Regions from separate parts of the Homo sapiens genome. Here all the other regions are linked to region 2. A link is a contact called in ENCODE Hi-C data. All regions are on one chromosome and are shown on one strand. Each heading gives the region's core, a stretch centred on a gene start or an enhancer-like site at or near the end of the contact. The rest is flanking DNA. Distances are from core to core; before and after follow the strand shown. Region 1 has its middle 88 kb from the start of TRIM2. Region 2 overlaps FBXW7 (F-box and WD repeat domain containing 7). Region 3 overlaps FHIP1A (FHF complex subunit HOOK interacting protein 1A).

The links. Hi-C counts contacts between places; a loop is a spot of excess contacts on that map. Pooled maps may share reads with other maps.
Region 1: a loop to region 2 is called in a map with no recorded cell type, with 2.3 times the contacts of the local background. The contact joins two enhancer-like sites. A Hi-C loop is called at or near these places in 4 of 168 maps with a recorded cell type or tissue (A673, CD4-positive, alpha-beta memory T cell, PC-9 and 1 more), 4 of 37 single-sample maps with no recorded cell type and 12 of 50 pooled maps.
Region 3: a loop to region 2 is called in a map of HCT116, with 2.6 times the contacts of the local background. The contact joins two enhancer-like sites. A Hi-C loop is called at or near these places in 3 of 168 maps with a recorded cell type or tissue (HCT116 and heart left ventricle) and 8 of 50 pooled maps.

What each region holds. Positions count from the first base shown.
Region 1 is chr4:153,114,699-153,117,398 of GRCh38, forward strand. No RefSeq gene overlaps it. Among named protein-coding and RNA genes, the nearest start is that of TRIM2, 88 kb to the right of the region's middle. Within about 2 kb of position 1,298, at least 16 of the 41 ENCODE cell types and tissues checked have a DNase peak (open chromatin) inside an H3K27ac peak, as active enhancers do.
Region 2 is chr4:152,398,032-152,400,731 of GRCh38, forward strand. The region is part of intron 4 of FBXW7 (F-box and WD repeat domain containing 7); the gene reads right to left. Among named protein-coding and RNA genes, the nearest start is that of FBXW7-AS1, 62 kb to the left of the region's middle. Within about 2 kb of position 1,365, at least 2 of the 41 ENCODE cell types and tissues checked have a DNase peak (open chromatin) inside an H3K27ac peak, as active enhancers do.
Region 3 is chr4:151,539,659-151,542,358 of GRCh38, forward strand. All of the region lies in intron 3 of FHIP1A (FHF complex subunit HOOK interacting protein 1A), which reads left to right. Among named protein-coding and RNA genes, the nearest start is that of FHIP1A, 130 kb to the left of the region's middle. Within about 2 kb of position 1,253, at least 10 of the 41 ENCODE cell types and tissues checked have a DNase peak (open chromatin) inside an H3K27ac peak, as active enhancers do.

The DNA of each region.
Region 1 (2,700 bases), core at 48-2,547, 720 kb after region 2:
CAGGGGCATCTGAAATTTAACATTTCCTAAATGTCACCCTTGATCTCCCCAACCCCCTCCCCACCACCCAACTGGTTCCCTCCATCGGTCCTCAGAAAATGGTGCCACCATCTCACTTGCAGTCATGCCCAACAGCTAGCATAGTCCTTGTGGGAGTGTCTCTGGAGATAAAGTCATAGACCGGGAAATGCTGTGCCAAAAGGCGTGTGCCACTTCTTAAAAGTATAGAGAGCTCTGATGCCCATTCACCACAATAACAAACGAGGCTTTGAAGCTCCTGACGTTATCGTCTCTGAAACTGTGAGGATTTTTTTTTAACTGGGTAGTTTGCTTTGCCTGGAACTCTTCCCTCCTCTGAGGCGTTGGTGAGTCAGCTGGGGCTCGTAGATATAAGCAATGGACACCAAGCTCTGGGTGTTACAAGTAGAAAAAATGGACTGAAAGAGTACTGGGTAGCTCACAGGGCCACTGGGAAGACTGAAAAACTGCGGGACTAAAGGGAGCCCTGAGGTCAGCCCCAACCAAAACCATACCCTAGAACCTGTGCACACCAGACTCTGGACGTCATCACTGCCTGCTGCCATCGTTGTCACTGCCTGAAAAACAGCCTCCTCCTCTCATCCCTGACTCTGCTTCACTAGGGTCGGTGCCTGTGCCCTGGCTTCCCAGGAGGGGGAAAGGCAATGGGCCATTTTGACTGCACCCTTAAGACTTATCAGGTGTCACTCTGGGTGGCTGCAGAGGTGACGGCCGCCCATGGTGCTCATCCTGAGGGTCCGCAGCTCTCATTGCTGTTCAGCAAGACAACACTGGACCTGTTGGCTGTTACAGACTCTGGGGCTTTGGGAAGGGAACGTGAATGGAGCAGGGGAGGGAGGCAGGGTGGCACAATGTTTAATTATGCCATTCCAAAGTTCTGGCCACCAGTCTGTCCTGTCTGTCTGTCCTGCTAGCAAGTTCTGCATGTGGCATGTCAGCGGCCATCTTCATGTTCCTGCTGGGCCTCTTCTTTGATGTCATAACTATGAATATGTTGCCCACATTTTGTCCCCTTTTTATAGAAAGGCTCCAAGCACTTTGCAAACATTAGTAAGTGATTAGTCATCAGTACACAGTTGTTAATAAATCAGGGACTTTCTCAGCTGGATTCCTCCTGTTTTTCTCCCTCTGCCCATCAAGATGGGAGGTGGGGTGGTAGGGGGGAGAAAGACTGGACTCCTTTTTCTTAAGCACTGCCTTACCATTTCTCTACCAACCCTGGCACTTGCAGTGGAAACTTGCCGCTTCCGTTTTTAGCCACAGAGGTAATCTACTTTCATTTTGGCGACTAGGCTGGTATTTTTTTCCACGAAGCTGGGTGATGAGCCTTGCCCTGGTTTCTGAGGTTTCATGTTCACCAGCAGTAAGCCAGGCCTCCTTTTTCCCCTGGTTTCTTTTCTTTTCTTTTTTTTTTTAAAGAAGAGGAAACCAAGGCAAGTATTTAGTGAAGGTGGCCAAGACGCTGGAGCTGCTGTTCTCAGAGCGCAGTCTGCAGGCCAGCACATTAGCAACATCTGAAGTGCACATTAAAATAACTCCATCGCCACCTCCCAAATCAGCCCACCTCCCCCACTTCCCTCCACCCCACCTCCATCCACCCCACCTCCATCCACCAAATCAGTGTCTTTGGCATTAAAACCAAAGAAATTGCAGTTTTATTAAGTTCGCAGATGACACTCTAATTTAAAAACCACTAGTTCAGAGTAGACGTAGGCATCAGAGCAGTGACATGATTTGAAGCCACAGGCCTCAGTCTATGCACCTGCAAGGTAAGTGATGAGCAAATGAATGCAATAGGCAGCACGTGGACACTTTTGGGGGTGCCTATCCATTATACAAGTTTGTTTTTGTTTTTTTGAGAAAGGGTTTCATTGTGTCACCCAGGATGGAATGCAGTGGCAGGATCTCAGCTCACTGCAACCTCCACCTCCCAGACTCAAGCAATCCTCCCACCTTAGCCTCCTGAGTAGCTGGGACCACAAGTGCATGCCACCACACCCGGCTAATTTTTGTATTTTTTATATAGACAAGGTCTCGCTATGTTGCCCAGGCTGGACTTGAACTCCTGGACTCATGTTATCTGCCTCTCTTGGCCTCCCAAAGTGCTAGGGTTACAGGCATGAGCCACCCCGCCCAGCCTCCATTTCACAAGTATTTGAATGACTGCCTACTATGTGCAAAATATATGCCAGAAAATAATCAGGAAATTTTCCATCTATAAATTGCATTAGATAGATAGATAGACAGATAGATAGATAGATAGATAGATAGATAGATAGATAGATAGATAGATGATAGATAGATAGATGATAGATAGATAGACAGACAGATGATAGATAAACATAAACATTAGCCCTACTGTTTTCTGTCTTCTAAGATAAGGGAGCTGAATAGATGGAGCTGAAGGGTCTTCTAGTTCCAATTTCCTACAATTTATGAAGTGGTTGGAATTAGCCCTGACCACTTCCTAGACACTCTTAAAAAAAAAAAAAAAAAGACTTCAAACACACACAAAAAAGCACTAAAAAACAAAAACAGAAACAAAACACAGATGCCCATGTTTCGACCTCCAACATTGAACACATTTTAACATTTTTCAATCAATCTAAATCTTTATAGATACAGTTGAAGTCCTCACTTTCAACCCATTTATCTCCTTCC
Region 2 (2,700 bases), core at 115-2,614:
TGTTGTTACTAAGTAGCAAAATGCTAGCTGCTTGTTAAAAAAAAAGCAAAAACAAAAACCCTAGGTATCCCACATATTATCTGACAGTGCACATAATTACTGTTGAGTGTATACTCCAAATTCTGAGCAAGACATACTATACTAAAACACAAAGTAGGAGAGAAAGACAAGCACATATTAAATATATTTAAATATATGGAAAGCCGCTCTATCTATAAGGTGCTATATGGCCCTCTAGTGTTCAGTGAAGAAACAGATAAATTCTTAAGGAATTGTGTGCTTTTGATATGATGTTTCACAGTAAAAAAAAAAATAATACTTTATAAAATTTTCTATGTATGCTAAACATACTAATATATGATTTTTACAAAAACCTAAATATTTTATATCTTTTGTGATTTTACATCTTTGTGCTTTCTTTTGAATTACTATCCATATTAGAATATCCAGTGAAAGAATTCTGAAATGTTCTTAAAATTTTTCCCACAAATAATTGTAATGCTAAATGAAAAAAAATAGCATTTTAAGAACTAGACAATACTGAATCTAAGGCAAATTTCAAAGAAAAAACAAAAGAATGGGGTCGTGTCTACGAACTAAGTATTTAAACATACCTAATCACAATTCCCTAACCATATTTTCTTTTCTCTGTATTCTACTTCTGATCCATCCAACTTGATTCTTTTTATCATATTAATTTATAGAAAATAGAGATTAATTAAATACACAAAATTATGTCTCTCAGAAGAGAGGCCAAAGATAGAATTGAGATTTCAGGACAAGAGTCAAAGTAAAAGTAGACCCACAAGCAGAAAAGAATCTCACTAATAAGATTGATAAAATTGTAACCACTGGCCAAATGTTTGAAAAATTGATAATACTGTTTAAAGTTGGTGAAATAATAATTTCAAAAGGAACTTACATTTGTTATTATGTTTAAAATATATATATCTTACATTTACTGTTTATATATTGGGGTTTTGTCAGGACAGAGGTGGGAACTGAAATATAAGCAAGATACAAAATTTATCCCCAGCTTTTTCACTCACTTACTAGCGTTAAGCAATTAACATTTTCAAGCTAAACCTTTAGAAGCTACAGGAGGACTCTGTGAAGATTCTATACTTGGCACCAACATCAATCCTTCAAATGTCAAGGAAAGGTAAATTGCCTATGGCATGGAAATTCTGCAAACAACCTTCAAAGTACCACAGAGTCATCTACTAAACCATTAAGAAATAGGATAGAAGGACTCTTAGCAAACTAGGAATAGAGGGGAGGAACTTTCTCAACTTGATAAAGACTACCTATAAAAAGCCTACAGCTAACATCACACTTAAGGATGGAAACTCAAAGCTGTCCTACTAAGATCAGACACAAGGCAAGAATGTCCTCTTTAACCACTGCTTTTCAACATCATAGGGGAAGTCCTAGTTAAAGCACAAAGACAAGAAAAGGAAGTAAAAGATAAAGAGATTAAGAAAGAGGAAATAACACTGTCTTTTTTGGCACATGACATGACCCTCTACATAGAAAATCCTAAAAAATTGACCAAAAAAAAGCAATTATAGCAAGGTTGCAAGATATAAGATTAATATATAATAAGTCAATTATTTTCCTACACACCAGCAATGAAAAAGTGAAATCTGAAATGACAAATACAGTATCATTTACATTAGCAGCCCCCTGAAATAAAATATTTAGGGATGAATCTAATAAAATATGTATAAGATCTACATAATGAAAACTATAAAACTCTGATAAAAAATCAAAGAAGAACTAAATAAATGGAGATATATTCCATGTTCTTGCACAGGAAGACTCAATACTGTCAAGATGTCAGTCCTTGCCAATCTCATCTATAGTTTCAAAGCAATACCAATCAAAATCCCAGCAAGTAACAGATATCAACGAACTGATTCTAAAACTTATATGGAGAGGCAAAAGACCCAGAATAGCCAAAACGATACTGAAGGAGAGGAATGAAGCTGGGAGATAGACACTCTCCAACTTCAAGGCTTACTATAAAGCTACAGTAACCAAGACAGTGTGGTATTGGTGAAAGAATTAAAAGTAGATGAATGGAACAGAATAGAGAGACCAGAATATGGTACAGTGATCTTTGACAATGGAACAAAGGCAGTACAATGTAGAAAAGCTAGTCTTTTCCGCAAATGGTGCTGAACCACCGAACATCCACATGCAAATAAATGAATCTAAACAAAGGCCTTACAACCTTCACAAAATTAACTCAAAATGGATCATAGACATAAATGTAAAGTGCAGAACTATAAAACTCTTAGAAGATAACATAAGAGAAAACCTAAATGGCCTTGGGTATAGACATGACTTTTTGCTGGGGTAGAGTGGTATGATCTTGGCTCACCACATCCTTGATGTCCCAGGCTCAAGCAATCCTCCAACCTCAGCCTCTCGGGTTGCTAAGATCACAGGAACGCACCACCATGCCTGGCTAATTTTGTGCATTTTTTTTTTTTAAGGAGGAGGTCTCAGTATGTTGCCCAGGCTGGTCTCAAACTCCTGGGCTCAAGCGATCCTCCCACCTCAGCCTGCCAAAGTGCTGGGATTATAGGTGTGAGCCATGGCACCCAGCCGGAAATGACATTTTAGATACAACAATACAATACTAACAGCATGATACATGAAAGAAATAATTCATAAGCTGGACTCTACTAAAAT
Region 3 (2,700 bases), core at 3-2,502, 860 kb before region 2:
TACATTGACTCTCATGCCCACTCCCTGCTGAGTGCCCTGTCTGGTAGGCTATTTCCCATGTGTGCTCAAGGTTCCAAACATTTCCTCCCACTGCTGAGTTGTGTGCATTGTTACAGTAATTACATAGTTTCATTAAATAACAAGTATACTGATGAAATATGTGTGTGAAAAGGAAATTGTTTATTTTGATGAAGTTGAATTAATTGGAAAGACTAAAGGCAACTTGCCATAAGATATTGGTGTCAAATTGGATGTGGAAGAGAGAACTCTAAATGATTGGCAAAGATGTTTAAAATATGGAAGGATTCTGCACTGAATTGATTCATACTGAGGTTCTTCTCAACTTCAAGTAACCTAAATGGGAAGTTAGGTTTATGCAAGAAAGACAACTTTGACCTTCAATCAGCAGACCTGTACTTAAAGAAATAGCCTTGGCCTATGTGAAAATGCTGGCAAATAAATTTGCTTTTTTAAGTTTCATGATTAAATATTTAAGATAGGAACATATGTGTCATTTTTTAAAATGATTATGTACCTTAAATGGTATTTTCTCTTAATCTACAAACCATCATCCCAGTTGCAATAGAGTTTCTGTAGTTCCATCCCACAGAGCTATATTGCTAATAAAATAGAGTAGTTGACCAAGACTAGCCTGCAGCCAACTTGGGAAGAGGATCTCTTTTTACAGAAAACAGTGCTTTCAAAAGCGGACTATCCAGAAATACCTCATATATTTTTTTAAGTTTGATCCTTTCACTTTATACCTTAGTTCTACCTAGTTTTAGCTTTTCAAATACTTAAATATAAGTAAGTATACATTTCATAAAATGGTAAAATCGACATTTTATCTTCCTGTGAAAAATTTCTCATTAAGTGGTGCTTATTCAATATAAAGTGATTCATTTTTAAGCTCAAAGGTGTTCAGAATACTCTACAGCAGTAAAATTGGGTATAATAAACTATCCTTACTTCAGACATGAACTGATAAAGAGTTTCTTATATAAAATCCTAGTGGTAAAAATAAGTTTAGAAAATAAAAAATATTAACAGTCAGCTTATATGGCCAAATCTTTGTTCTGCTCCCATTGTATTTTCTGGGTGTGTTTTGCTCTCCTGAGTCAGGCAGCTGCTTTGCTGCTTAGGTTATTCCCAGACTTCTCAGGGCTCCAGGAGCATGAGCTTCTATGGCTTCCTGGTCCAATGTTCCCCCGAGGCAGTGATGTTGAAGGTAGAACAGACAAGACAACTTGGATAAACAACTACATAAAAATTTTCCTTATCTTGACTTTGGCTCCAGTCCATGAGTGAGACACAGTAGAATAATATCCTCGTGCTTTTTGAGTATGTACGTACCTCCTAAAGCTAACCAGTGAGTCATCAGCAGACTACTTGATGAAGCTAGTGTTGTTACTTTTCTCTAGGGTGTTCATCTCTTCCCATTAAGGACTTTTTTTAAGATATGCTACACTAGTTTTTAGACCCTCTCTTGCATTAGTAACAAAAAGACTAGAGATCATTGTTTATTACCTGTGATGGTAAGTACCCAGGAATATTTGTTGAATGAATGAACTGGTTTGCCAGTCTCAACAGACTTGTATTTGCTAATAACCCTGAGTGAAGAGGGACATTATCAGTTAGGTTAATAAAGCATTAAGTTGAGAGTGGGAATGTTAATGCAGGCATAATGGAGTAAAATTGCCTGGCCTGAGCTGGTAATTGGAGTTTAGCCACTGCATATACATTTTTACAGTCCTTTATGTTTCTTTCTCTTTTCCATCACGAGAGCTCATTCTTTTGAGACTCATGTCTGTGTCATCAACATCCAATAATATTCATTAAGCTCCTGCATGCCAAGTACTGCTGGGTTTCGTCCCTTTTAATGAGTGTGACGTTTAAGTTGAAGGATAGGCTTTTATGCAACACTGCTTTGTCCTGGAAGGAGTAATCTGTGAGTACACATGATTTTGGCACACTGTTTTCCTCAGTTCAGTGAGCTAATTAGATCAATCACATATTTTTGTTGGCAAGCTCTGGCTGCTTCTTTAAAACAAGGGGTAAATCAGTGTGCCTTTATGCTGGGAGATGTTATCAGACCTGGGCTCTGTCGGTAGTAGCCATTAGTGGGTTCTTTTATCTTGATTTTGTAAATAGTTGCTCCTTTACACAATAGATGTTCATGCTCCATGATTCCTTGCTAATTACACTTTTGTCACTTACTACAGTACGCCTTTTCGGTCATCAAGCATTGCTTATGCAGAGTACAATTGAGACAGCCAAGTAAAAAGGGGTCCCTGGAGAATCTCTGACTGGCCTGTGCACTGGGAGGATGGGTTGGAGCCTTGGGAAGTTCACACCATTTGCAGTGGGGAGGAGCCTGGCCTCTCCTTTCCTGTTAAGAGGAACCTCTCTCACTTTGTTGAGAGGTTTTCTTTTTTTTCTTTTTTGCCCAGTAAATTCTGTTCCCCTTCACCCTTCAAAGTGTGTGTGTGGCTAACTTTTCCTGGTTGTGTGACGAGAACCCAGTTTTTTCTACAACACAGTGTTGTGTGTGTGGTGCTCTGTTTTGTGCTGCTCTTGGTTAGGTTTTTAAACAATGCTTTAAAAATAAGTAATTGCACAAAACAACATTTAAGGAAATCAAAATACATGGAAACTTTTTTTGTCCAGCCCTTGGTGGAATGTGACTTGTCCCCTCCACAT